Linked DNA regions of Homo sapiens: all the other regions are linked to region 3. A link is a contact called in ENCODE Hi-C or POLR2A ChIA-PET data. All regions are on one chromosome and are shown on one strand. Each heading gives the region's core, a stretch centred on a gene start or an enhancer-like site at or near the end of the contact. The rest is flanking DNA. Distances are from core to core; before and after follow the strand shown.

The links. Hi-C counts contacts between places; a loop is a spot of excess contacts on that map. ChIA-PET counts read pairs that join two places held with the same protein, here RNA polymerase II (POLR2A). Pooled maps may share reads with other maps.
Region 1: a loop to region 3 is called in a map of ascending aorta, with 2.9 times the contacts of the local background. The contact joins the enhancer-like site here to the promoter of LMF1 in region 3. A Hi-C loop is called at or near these places in 1 of 168 maps with a recorded cell type or tissue (ascending aorta) and 2 of 50 pooled maps. POLR2A ChIA-PET finds 5 or more read pairs at or near these places in 3 of 52 experiments (A673, BJ and K562).
Region 2: a loop to region 3 is called in a map of naive thymus-derived CD4-positive, alpha-beta T cell, with 9 times the contacts of the local background. The contact joins the promoter of CIAO3 here to the promoter of LMF1 in region 3. A Hi-C loop is called at or near these places in 1 of 168 maps with a recorded cell type or tissue (naive thymus-derived CD4-positive, alpha-beta T cell), 4 of 37 single-sample maps with no recorded cell type and 10 of 50 pooled maps. POLR2A ChIA-PET finds 5 or more read pairs at or near these places in 3 of 52 experiments (IMR-90, activated CD4-positive, alpha-beta T cell and activated T-cell).

Annotation. Positions count from the first base shown.
Region 1 is chr16:1,180,246-1,184,435 of GRCh38, reverse strand. All of the region lies in intron 2 of CACNA1H (calcium voltage-gated channel subunit alpha1 H), which reads right to left. Among named protein-coding and RNA genes, the nearest start is that of CACNA1H, 29 kb to the right of the region's middle. Within about 2 kb of position 1,896, at least 13 of the 41 ENCODE cell types and tissues checked have a DNase peak (open chromatin) inside an H3K27ac peak, as active enhancers do.
Region 2 is chr16:739,594-742,246 of GRCh38, reverse strand. CIAO3 (cytosolic iron-sulfur assembly component 3) reads left to right here and starts at 1,250. Exons shown (of 11, transcript NM_022493.3): 1 at 1,250-1,327; 2 at 2,509-2,604. The coding sequence starts at 1,262. RefSeq lists silencers at 845-1,124, 1,195-1,254, 1,625-1,924 and an enhancer at 1,108-1,703.
Region 3 is chr16:968,967-972,887 of GRCh38, reverse strand. It overlaps LMF1 (lipase maturation factor 1), which reads left to right and starts at 1,904. Exons shown (of 11, transcript NM_022773.4): 1 at 1,904-2,100. The coding sequence starts at 1,908. RefSeq lists enhancers at 1-725, 2,708-3,699 and a silencer at 1,493-2,662.

The DNA.
Region 1 (4,190 bases), core at 647-3,146, 210 kb before region 3:
ACAGGACAGCTGCTGTGTGCAGGTGCCCAGGCCAAGCCGCCTGGAGTCCTCTGGGGCTGCTGGCCCCATTCACCCCTGAGCCTCGGTCCCACGCTTGCCGGCCTCCACAGTCCGGCCTCTGGCCTCTGCCTCGGGCAGTAAGGCCCAAAGCTTTCAAGGACTCAGTGCTTGCTGCAGGGGAAGCTTTGGCCAGGGTCTGCTCCCTGGTCTCAGGGCTCGGGGAGGGGCCCCATGCATGCGGCAGGCTGGGCCTGACCATTCCTGAAGCACCGGAAGCCCCCTGTGGGCAGGAGTGATGCCCTGGGGTCTAGAGCAGTCCCGCCTACACCCTGTGCAATGGGCTGGTGTCCCATCTCCCCTACCAGCTCCACCTAGGCCTGATGGGCCAGGCACAGCCCGGCTGGCCTTGACTCTTCTGTCCCTGGCATCCGATGAAGCACCGGGGCAGCCACAGCTGCCGAGGCAGACGCACCTTCCCCAGGCGGCATGGACACGGCTCCAGGGCACCTGTCGTTAATTAACCGATCCAGGAGGGAATTAATTCAGTCTCCCTCTGCAGTGGCGAAATTCTGGAGCCAGATGTTTGCAGACTTTGGAGTCTCCCAGCAGGTGGGACGGGACAGACCCCACTGGGGGAGCAACACGCCAGGTCACGTGCTCACCCGTGTATACGCATGTGCTCTTGCACGCTCCCCCCAGGGCCGCCCCCCAGCCTCACAGGGTAGATGACAGAAAGTACATCAAACCTGCAGGACGGGACGGTGCCCGGGGAGCTCCAGAGCCTGCCCTGAGTGCGGCGCCTCCCCCGGACCCCCGACCCCAATGCCACGACAGGCACGTGTCCTGTTCTCCAGCGGGGCCTCTTAGCGGGAGGGAACTGGGTGGGAAGGGGGAGGGCAAGGCAGCCACACGATCCAGGATCAGGGTTGCCGGGGATGCGCTGACTGAAGGAGGTTTCTCTTCCTTCCCCGGAGGCCGCTGCCATGGAGACAAGGGAGGAGGAAGCCCGGTCAGGGCTGGGGGGAGGGGCCAGGAGGGATTCCCGGCTCCACGCTGAGGGCGGCCCCCACGCCCGTCTCCTTCCTCGGGAGAAGCCACCGCAGGGTTTTAACTCAGGAAGGGGTGAGGTCCTAAGAACCCCTCTGTGCTGGGGGAAAACTGGGGGAACGCGGCGCCATCAGACGCAATAGAACCCGTCAGGGGTCCCAGAGGCCAGATCCCGAGGGCAGCCCCAGGATTCCCACAGCCGCACGGGGGTGGAGGGTACCGGGTTCCAGGGCTCCATGCCTGACACAGAACTTCCTGGAAACCGCCACCTGGGGCCCCACCGTGTCCCACCCCAGTCCCTGCTGCTGGGGGTGTCGGGTCACAGAGGGTGGGGGCGGGGGTGGTGGGTGGGGCCCAGACCTCCTTCACAGGTACCTGTACCAGCCCTGGAAACCCAGTTGTCCAGAGATGGGACAGGTGGGCTTGCCCTCCTGAGAACCTGCAGTGCCCATGGACCCTGTGGCCGACTCCTGACCTGGGGAGCTCTCAGGTTGGGCCCAGGACTCAGGACTCAGCTCCAGAGAGGTCACCTGCACCCCATCCCAGGCAGGGAACAGAGGGTCTGGGCAACGTCAGAGGAGGGCCAGGGTGGGGGTCCCCGCCACAGTGACTGACAGCCTCGTCGGGGGGCTGCGAGCTCTCCTGGCCTCTGTCCTGGTCCTCAACCCTGGCCTCTCCCAGCCAACCCCCAGTCTGCTCTGAGTCTCAATGTGCAGCCTGCCCAGAGCTTTCACCCCAGCCAGGCCCCCGATGTGGGAGCCCCTCTCCCCAGGGGCCTGGCCAGGGGAACGTGGCCGGAGCCAGCCGCCTGGACTTGCGTGACTCACACGGGCAGTTGGGGGTGGGGAGCCCGGGCAGCAGCCAAACATGGAGTGTTTGTCTCCAGCCGGCGCCGCGGGTCACAGGAGGGCACGGGGGCTGGGCTGCCCGTGGGAGAGCACCGCCCCCAGCGCAGGGGTGCGGGGAGCCCACACCCACCACAGGCCACCACCTGGGGGATTGAAATCACTGATGCATGAGTGGACGGCTCACTCCCGGCTGCCGGAACATTCCATCTCAACAGAGCTCCTCCCTGAGCAATGGCCTCGGGAGACTCTGGCCCCACAGAGAGCGGCCCTGGCCTCCGCCTCTATGTCCGCCAGGCTGCACCCAGGTGGGCTGAGGCCCGCCTCCTCCACCCCGCAGAGCCTCCCACCTGCCACCCACCGGAGGGGCCAAAACAATCACATCACCTGCGCTGTCTCAGGCACGGACCCTGCTCCTGCCCCTGCCACAGCCCGGGGAAACACCAGGCTCACCTGGGCGGCCACTTCTCACCCTGGGGAGCGTTGTGTCCATCTGTGTGGGGAGACAGGGAGGGCCGGAAGCACACAGCAGCCAGGGACAGGCAGCAGAGTGAGCCTGTGTGCATGCGTGTGCGAGGGGGCATGCGTGTGCGAGGGGGCGTGTGTGCAAAGGGGACATGCATGTGTGAGGGGCGCATGTGTGTAAGGGCAGTGTGGGGACCTGAGGCGCGTGTCCGGGTGTGGGTGTGTGATGTGTGTGTAGCTGTGTGCATGGGCCGGGCTCACCCCACACACAAGTGGAGAACTCACACACAGCCCTCTTCAGGCCTGAGATGAGGGCGGGTCCCCCACCTCCAGGAATGAAAGGAGAGGTTGGCTCGCAGCACCACCACGGAGCTGGAGCACACGCGGACAGCTCCCTCTAACTGCGCACAATTTTAAAAGCCATGCTAATTAGAAAGAGACCTAATATACCTATTTATCTCTAATAAAGAGCTTGATTTGGGAACTTTTCAAGGCATAATTGAGTGGAAAAGTGCCTGATCCCAGCCCTCCTCTCCGTGCCTGCGGGAAGCTTGAGGCCCTGCCAGCCACTTGGTGGCAGCGTGCAGCCACACCGGCAAGGACCTCGGGGGCACGACCACCCAGGATGTTCTGCCGGAACTGGAGCAGACCCCCAGACTCTCCTGGCCGACGCGGGCGTCAAAGCGCTGGCTCAGCTCCCACCGTTGCCGGGGGCTCGGCAGCTGTCCCCGGTCAGGGCCACCTGGTCAGGCTGGCTTTGTCCTGGCAGTGGAGTGGGAGGTGGAGGGGCCGGCCATGCCGGGTGAGAGCTCCTCTCCTCTGGCCTCACCCTTGCCCATCTTGGTCCCCATATGAGGGTGCTGCGGGCCCCCAGGCTTGGAAGGGAAAGGCGTGGGCAGCAGAAACCCAGCCAGGAGGGGACCTTGGGGAAGACGGCCGCCTGCCCCTGGGACGGGCCTGTGGGGCCTGCTCCGAGCTGGAATTCTCCAGGCCAGAAATAACTGCCTGAGCGCCACTGCACAGCTGCCGTGGCCCAAATTAGAGACCACCCCAGGGGACCAGGCGCTCCCTCCATGGGAACGTGGCCTGGAGCTCCACCCTTGGGTCTGGCCGGGAAGCTGGCGGAAGCAGTCCCGCCAAGGCGCTTTCCTGCGGGAAGACGGGGTGAGCCCCTGCCAACGCGGCCCAGCAGGTCTGTCCTCAGCACGCTGGCGGCCAGGTCGGGTGCTGGCCCGGGGAGTCCAGGGCGGGGTGGCTGTGGACCAGGGCTGACCTCACTCTGGTCCTCTTCACCTAAGGGGCCTCCCTGTGGGAGCCACAGGCCCCTATTCGGCGGCATCCCAGCCCCCGCTGCACACCCTGCACTCTCCCCAGTCTGCACCTCATCCCTCCCTGCCCCGCCCTGCCCAGGCCCCTCCCTACCTGCCCCGGGAAAGCCAAGGCCAGGTGGGCCACTCCCCACCCGACACACTATGGAGAGCAGCCCCTCCTCCCTGGCCCCCCCACGGCCTGGCTGTGACTGCAGCCCCTGCTCAGGACCCAGAGACTGTGGCTGTGCCTCGGAGGGGGTATGGGGACGCCAGGGACACCAGGACACAGGCCCACCCTCCACGGCACCTCCAGTCCCACCACTGGGGATTTCCCTTCAGACCTCGGGCCTCCACAGACCTGGGGTTCAGACACCTGGGGTGCCCCCTCCTCACCCAGCCTGCCCTGCTCTGCCCCCAGCTATGGGACCGTCCTCCCCAGCCCACAGCAGCCCGAGTCCCTCTCGCCTCACATTATGCTCTGTGGGCGACGCCTGGTCTCAATCTGTGTGAAAACCCAGCTCCG
Region 2 (2,653 bases), core at 1-2,500, 230 kb after region 3:
AAAAGTCCCCATAAAACTGGCCATTAGACATGTAACTGGCCATATGATGCCAGATATACATGTAACTGGCCAGGCGCGGTGGCTCATGCCCGTAATCCCAGCGCTTTGGGAGGCTGAGGTGGGTGGATCACTAGGTAAGGAGTTCAAGACCAGCCTGGCCAACATGGTGAAACCCAGTCTCTAATTAAAACTACAAACATTAGCCGGATGCAATGGCAGGTGACTGTAATCCCAGCTACTCGGGAAGCTGAGGCAGGAGAATTGCTTGAACCCAGGCGGCAGAGGTTGCAGTGAGCCGAGATCGCGCCACTGCACTCCAGCCTGGGCAACAGAGTGAGACTCTGTCTCAAAAAAGAAAAAAAAAAAAGTGAGTCGGGGTCGGGCGCGGTGGCTCACGCCTGTAATCCCAGCACTTTGGGAAGCTGAGGCGGGCAGATCACGAGGTCAGGAGTTCGAGACCATCCTGGCTAACACGGTGAAACCCCGTCTCTACTAAAAATACAAAAAATTAGCCGGGCGTGGTGGTGGGCGCCTGTAGTCCCAGCTACTCGGGAGGCTGAGGCAGGAGAATCGCTTGAACCCAGGAGGTAGAGCTTGCAGTGAGCCGAGATCGCGCCATTGCACTCCAGCCTGGACGACAGAGCGAGACTCTGTCTCAAAAAAAGAAAAAAACGAAAAGCGAGTCGGCCCACAGGGTCCTGTTTCAGGGTCTCCCAGGGGCATGGACTTTTCCAGACTGGTCTCCAAGATAACAGAAAAAGGGGCTGGAGGCCCTGGGAGCGGCTCCCCAGGAAGGGGAGACCTCGTGCCTATCCATGCTTTCTTCCCTGCCTGAATTCCCCAACACGAGCTGAGCGCCTCCTGTGTGCCAGGCGCGTTCCGGGTTCTTGGGTTGCATCCGGGAGCACCTGGTCCGCAGGTACGCAGAGGATGAGGAAATGGACGGAGCCAGATCCCCTCCGCTTCCTTGTGAAGGCGGAGAGACTCCGGGGCCGGAGCTGCGGCGCTGGCCCGACCAACCCCTGCGCCCCCTGCACCCCAACCCGGGGCCTGGGGCGCGCGGGAGGTGGACGAAGCGGTAGGTCCCGGGTTCCCGCGAGGTGGGCGGGGAGCCGCAGCGCCGGGGCTCGTCAGCAGAGGGCGCCGGCCCCGGGACGAGGTGCGCATGCGTCCTGGGGGCGCTTTCCGGCAGCGTGGCGGAACCAGCCACTTCGTTTCGCGCCGTTTAGCGACACCTGCGCGCGGCGGCAGTGCGGCCGTCATGGCGTCGCCCTTCAGCGGGGCGCTGCAGCTGACGGACCTGGATGACTTCATCGGGCCGTCTCAGGTGGGCCGGCCTGGGCGGGCGGGGTCGAGGCTGCGCTCGGTGCCCTGTCGCGCGGAGGGAAATTGCTCTGCGCCCCACTTCCTCCCCTGAGGAATGAGATCCGAATCCCGGGAGCCCGGTCTGGGCCGTCAGGGACTCTATCGACCCGGGCGCGGGGCCTCAGACACTGAGGCCCGCTTCTTACCAACAAGGAAACTGAGGCCAGGGAGGGCGGCGCCCCCCAACCCGCTCCTGTGCCCCATGGTGTCCGGGCGGGCTGCGTGGGAGGGTCCCGTGGTCGCGGGCTCGCGCCGGCCTGCCCAACCCAGAGGAGGCAGCAGAGGCGGCTCCCACACATCCCTAACCCTAACCCGACCCCTGGGTCGCAGCTGGAGGGCGGCGGGGCCCGGGCCGGGGCCTCTTCCCCTTCCCCTGCGCAGGACGCCTTGTCAGGCCTCAGGACCCCCAAGCCACAGCCTTTGCATCTGCATAAACGGGTGCGGTGGGGACCCCACCTCATTTGAGGGCAGTAGGGGCGGCCCGCTAGACGCCCCGCAGTGGCTCCTCAGTAGAGCTGTCCTTAACGTCGCCCTGGTGGGCCGGACAGCTACCCTTGAACCCGGGAGGCTGCAGGCGCCCTTTTCTGGGTGCACCTGCCTGTCCATGTCCAACAGCCCCGCGGGGCCAGAGCTGAGCAGGGCGAGAGGCGGGCTGCTGGGAGCGCTTCCGGCAGGGATGAGCTGGGAGGCGGCTTTCTGGGCTGCCAGGGTTCTCAAGGAGAAGAGAGAGAAATCCACTTGTTTCCCGGGCACTGAGCAGGAGGTGGTCTCCAAACAGATCCAAGCACACGTCCTCTCGATGGGCAGTGCAACTCTGGTCTCTGTGGTGGTCACGCCCCCTGTTCACGTGAAGGGTGAAGGTCAGTGTTGGTGGTGTCTCCGCAGGTGGGTAGTTTGCAGGCGCTGTTAGCACTGGCCTTCCTGCACACTGGGAACTTCAGTGCCGCAGGATGTTGGGAACCCGATCCCTGGGTGAGAGCAGTGGGGCAGGAAGAAGACGGTGGGACCAGCCTCAGTCCCTGAGTGCATGGCTCCTGGCAGAGCCTTCAGGCTGTGCGGCTGGGCAGCCATCCTTGAGGCCTGGCCTCCCAGGGAACCTCCGCCCACTCACAGGGGCTGATTTGGGGTCTCTTCCTGCTCTAGGAGTGCATCAAGCCTGTCAAAGTGGAAAAAAGGGCGGGAAGTGGCGTGGCCAAGATTCGCATTGAAGATGACGGGAGCTACTTCCAAATTAACCAAGTAAGGCACAGGAGGCTGCTCCACCATCTCTCCTGCCCGGCTGATCCGA
Region 3 (3,921 bases), core at 655-3,154:
CCCTGAGGGAAACTTGAGCTCAGAGAGAACAGGAGCTCCCAGCAGACCCTTCCGCTGACTGCTCCCACCCTGGGCAAATGCAGAGCCGGAGCCCGGAGCGCTGGAAGCTGGAACAAGAGGCCCTTTTCTGCTCTGCACAATGCCCCATTGTGCCCTTCGCGGGGAGAGCAGCTCGGCCCAGCGAGGGGAAGCTGTGCACAAAGCCTCCTTGTGAGGGCAGCCCCACCTGAGGACAGCGCAGGGCCACACCTGACGCAGGGCAGTCCCTCTCGCCGTCCGTCCCCTAGCAGGCCTGGCACCCAGACAGGGCCCGCTCTGCAGGCGTGGTCCCAGGGTGTGGGGCTCCCTGTTCCCCACAGATGAGGGGAACAGTGTGGGCTGTGCCGGCCCTTCCTAAGCTGGCCCCCAGGTCACGAGGAGAGGTACGGGTCGTGGGCTCTGTGGAGGGACTTGGGTGCCGGGCGCCAGCCAGGGCCGATGCCTCCTGCGATCCCCAAGGCTCCGAGCCCTCAGGCACACACCACGCTCCCGGAGGCTGGGCCAGCATGCGGAGGATGTTTGTGTGTTCGTACCCGTTGCAACATCTTTAACAGGGTCCCATTTCACAGCTGGGCTCCTAAGGGGGGTTTCATAGAAAAGAAATGGAAACTAAAAATGAATTAAACCATAAGATGTACACGTATGCTACGGCCCCAGCAACACAGGGAAGGTGGAGGCTGAGAGGAAGCTCGGGCCACTGCTGGTCAGGCCTGGATTTGGGGGCCCGATGTCCACAGTCAGTCCCTGCCCACACAAGGCTCACACTGCAGGTGGTGAAGATATAATTAAACAGGTAATTAAACAAGCAATAAAGACGGGTCATTTGACCAACCCAGTGGCGATAATTGATACGCCAAAACACTAGGAAAGCTAGAGAGGCAAAAGAGAAGAATACATGAAAACAAAAACAAAAAACCAGGACAAATATTTCCAATATACACAAAAGAACAGGATTTTTCATACGTAAAGAGTGCTGACAAATGAATAAGGAGAAATCTGCACTTCCACCTAAGTGCCCCACAGTTTATTCACTAACCCCTAGGTCTCCAATGCCTACTCTAGCCTCACGCCCTTTCTTTCCTCTAAGGAATGCCTGTGACCCCAGCCCTTCCTAGCACCCGCTTCACATCAGCCTCCAGAACCCCGCTCCAGTCATCAGAGTGTAGAGTGCTGGCGTCCTCCTTCATGTTCTGTTTGGGGCATTGGGCAGTTAGCCCTTCCCTCCTGAGTCCTGAGTCCCCCTCTTCCCCCACAGCTTGAAGTCCAGTCCCAAGGGCAGGCAGGAGCTGGGTTGTGCAAAGGCGGAAGGGTGCTCAGGCTGGGAGAAAGGGGAGGGTCCCCCGAGCATTCCAGGCACAGCCCTGCCTACTCTGTCCCTTGCTGGCTGCGACGATCGCCCTAGCACCCTCCTCCGCAGAGAGTGAGTGTCAGCTGTGAGGCAGGGGCACGCAGTGGTAGCACCGCCAGGGCCTGTGCAGCCCACCTTCCCCAGGACCACAGCTGGGAAGGCGCCTGGCTGGGGGAGGGCACCTGGCCTCTGCAACTCGGACTGACGGAAGGCACGCGTGCCTGCCCCAGTGAGCTCGGGTCGGGCGACGCGCACCACCTCCCAGGTACCCGGCCCCGCGCCCTACCCGCAGCAGCGCCCAGCGAGAACTGCGAAGGAGGCAGGCTCCGGGCACCCGCTCCCGCGCGTGGGCGGGGCCGGCTGGAGGGGGCGGTGCCTCCGGGACTGTGAGCGGGGCCTCCCGGGGTGTGGGTGGGGCCTTCGGCCGTGGGCAGGGCCGGCCAGGGAGAGGCGGGGCCTCCGAGAATGGGCGGGGCCTCCGAGAATGGGCGGGGCCTCCGGGAGTGCGCCCTCCCCGCACATGCGCCCTGACAGCCCAACAATGGCGGCGCCCGCGGAGTCGCTGAGGAGGCGGAAGACTGGGTACTCGGATCCGGAGCCTGAGTCGCCGCCCGCGCCGGGGCGTGGCCCCGCAGGCTCTCCGGCCCATCTCCACACGGGCACCTTCTGGCTGACCCGGATCGTGCTCCTGAAGGCCCTAGCCTTCGTGTACTGTGAGTGCCGGGCGGGCCCGGGACATCCGCCAGTGTCACCTCCGCGCACCACGACCCCCGCCCTCCCTCGAGACTCCTCCGCGCGGTCTCGCGGCCGCGGCGCCCCCACGCAGCCCTCCTTCCTGCTGGGGCCCGGGCAAGGCGGGGCGGGCAGGGCAGGACAAGGCTTGCTGGCGACAGCGCACCCGGCCCTACCCCTGTCGCCGCCTCGAGCCTCCGGCCTGGGCTCCTGGGCTCCCGGTTCCACCCGCAGCCCCGAAGTTGCACGGCCGCGCCTGCCAGGACCGGCTCGGGGCTATGCGAGGCGGGGCCGGCCCGGGCCCTGGCCCAGGAGTTCCCAGGAGAGCTGGGCAGGTGGAGGGTCACCCGTCCGTGCGCAGGTCGGGGGTCTGCGTCCTGGCTGCGGGGCGGGGGGCGGCCTGGAGAGGCGAGGCGCTCCTGCTGTCCCCGACACAGCGCTGTGCTGACGGTGAAGGTTCCCACTGTAACTGGACGCCCGCACGCCACATCCCTGCCGCGTGCGGCCCCTGCCAAAATCCGAGGAGCCGGCCCGGGAGCCTCCTTCGCGTCTCCCAGGGGCTGAGGGAAGGTGACTGGCTGGTGGCCAGACTGGAGTTTCTCCTTTAGTGTTCTCGACTAGCTCAGTCTGCGTTCGGGAAGATTCCCAGCGGAGGTCTGGGGGCAGCTCCGGAACCTCATCTGCAAGTGAAGCCTGCGCCTCACTGTGGGATGTGGTTGGCCGGGTCCACTGGCGGAGACCCTTCACCCCACAGCTGTGCGGGGCCCGCGTGCGCAGCCTACAGAGCAGAGCTCTGAGAAAAGTCAGTTCACGCTCAAAACCTCTGGATCCCCTGGCCAGGGGCAGCTGGCGATTCCAACTCCCTCTCTCCCCAGTCCCTACAACCCAGAACTGGTTTGGAAGAGAACGGTTCTGTGATCACGGTGACATGTGATCACACGGATACATGTTTCATAAGCCCAACGTGTCAGGAGCTACGAACCTCAAGTGAGGCTCTCAAATGAGTATGGAAGTGAGGGGAGCCTGCCAGGCCGAGATGCAGCCAGCGGGGCGCGTGGGCAGTCACCGTCCCAGAGGGCTCCGGAGCTGCTGGCCCCGGGCGTTGCCCACGCGTTGGTTGTAGGCCGTGGGCATTGGACGTCTCCCTTTCCTTCCATCGTCTGCTTCCCTCACGTGTGGAAGGAAAGGGTCAGGTTGCAGAAGTTCTTCTTTGCACAGCCTTTGTGCCACACACGTCGCGGGAAGTTTGGTAGCCTGGTTGTGCTGGAGTGATGCTCAGTTCGACGTTTTGTGTGACATTTGTGTGATACTTTCCACCTCCTGGTGCAAAGTGATGAGACGCGCTCATCACTACAAGGTTTCCTGTGGGATTGCAGTATCGGCTTCAACTGGGTCTGTGTCTCTCTCTCTCTTTCTTTAAAGCAACTATTTTATTTTATTTATTTATTTTTTTCGAGACGGAGTCTCACTCTGTTGCCCAGGCTGGAGCGCAACGGCACCATGTCGGCCCACTGCAACCTCCGTCTCCTGGGTTCAAGCGATTCTCCTGCCTCAGCCTTCCGAGTAGCTGGGATTATAGGCACGCACCACCATGCCTGACTAATTTTTAAAAATATTTTTAGTAGAGACAGGGTTTCACCATGTTGGCCAGGCTGGTCTCGAACTTCTGACCTCAGGGCCTCCCAAAGTGCTGGGATTACAAGCGTGAGCCACTATGCCCGGCCTGCAATTATTTTAAAAAGTAGTTCTTCCCAGGTTGCTTTTCCCTCCACAGTATTAAACAGTCATTTTAAATGTTGGTG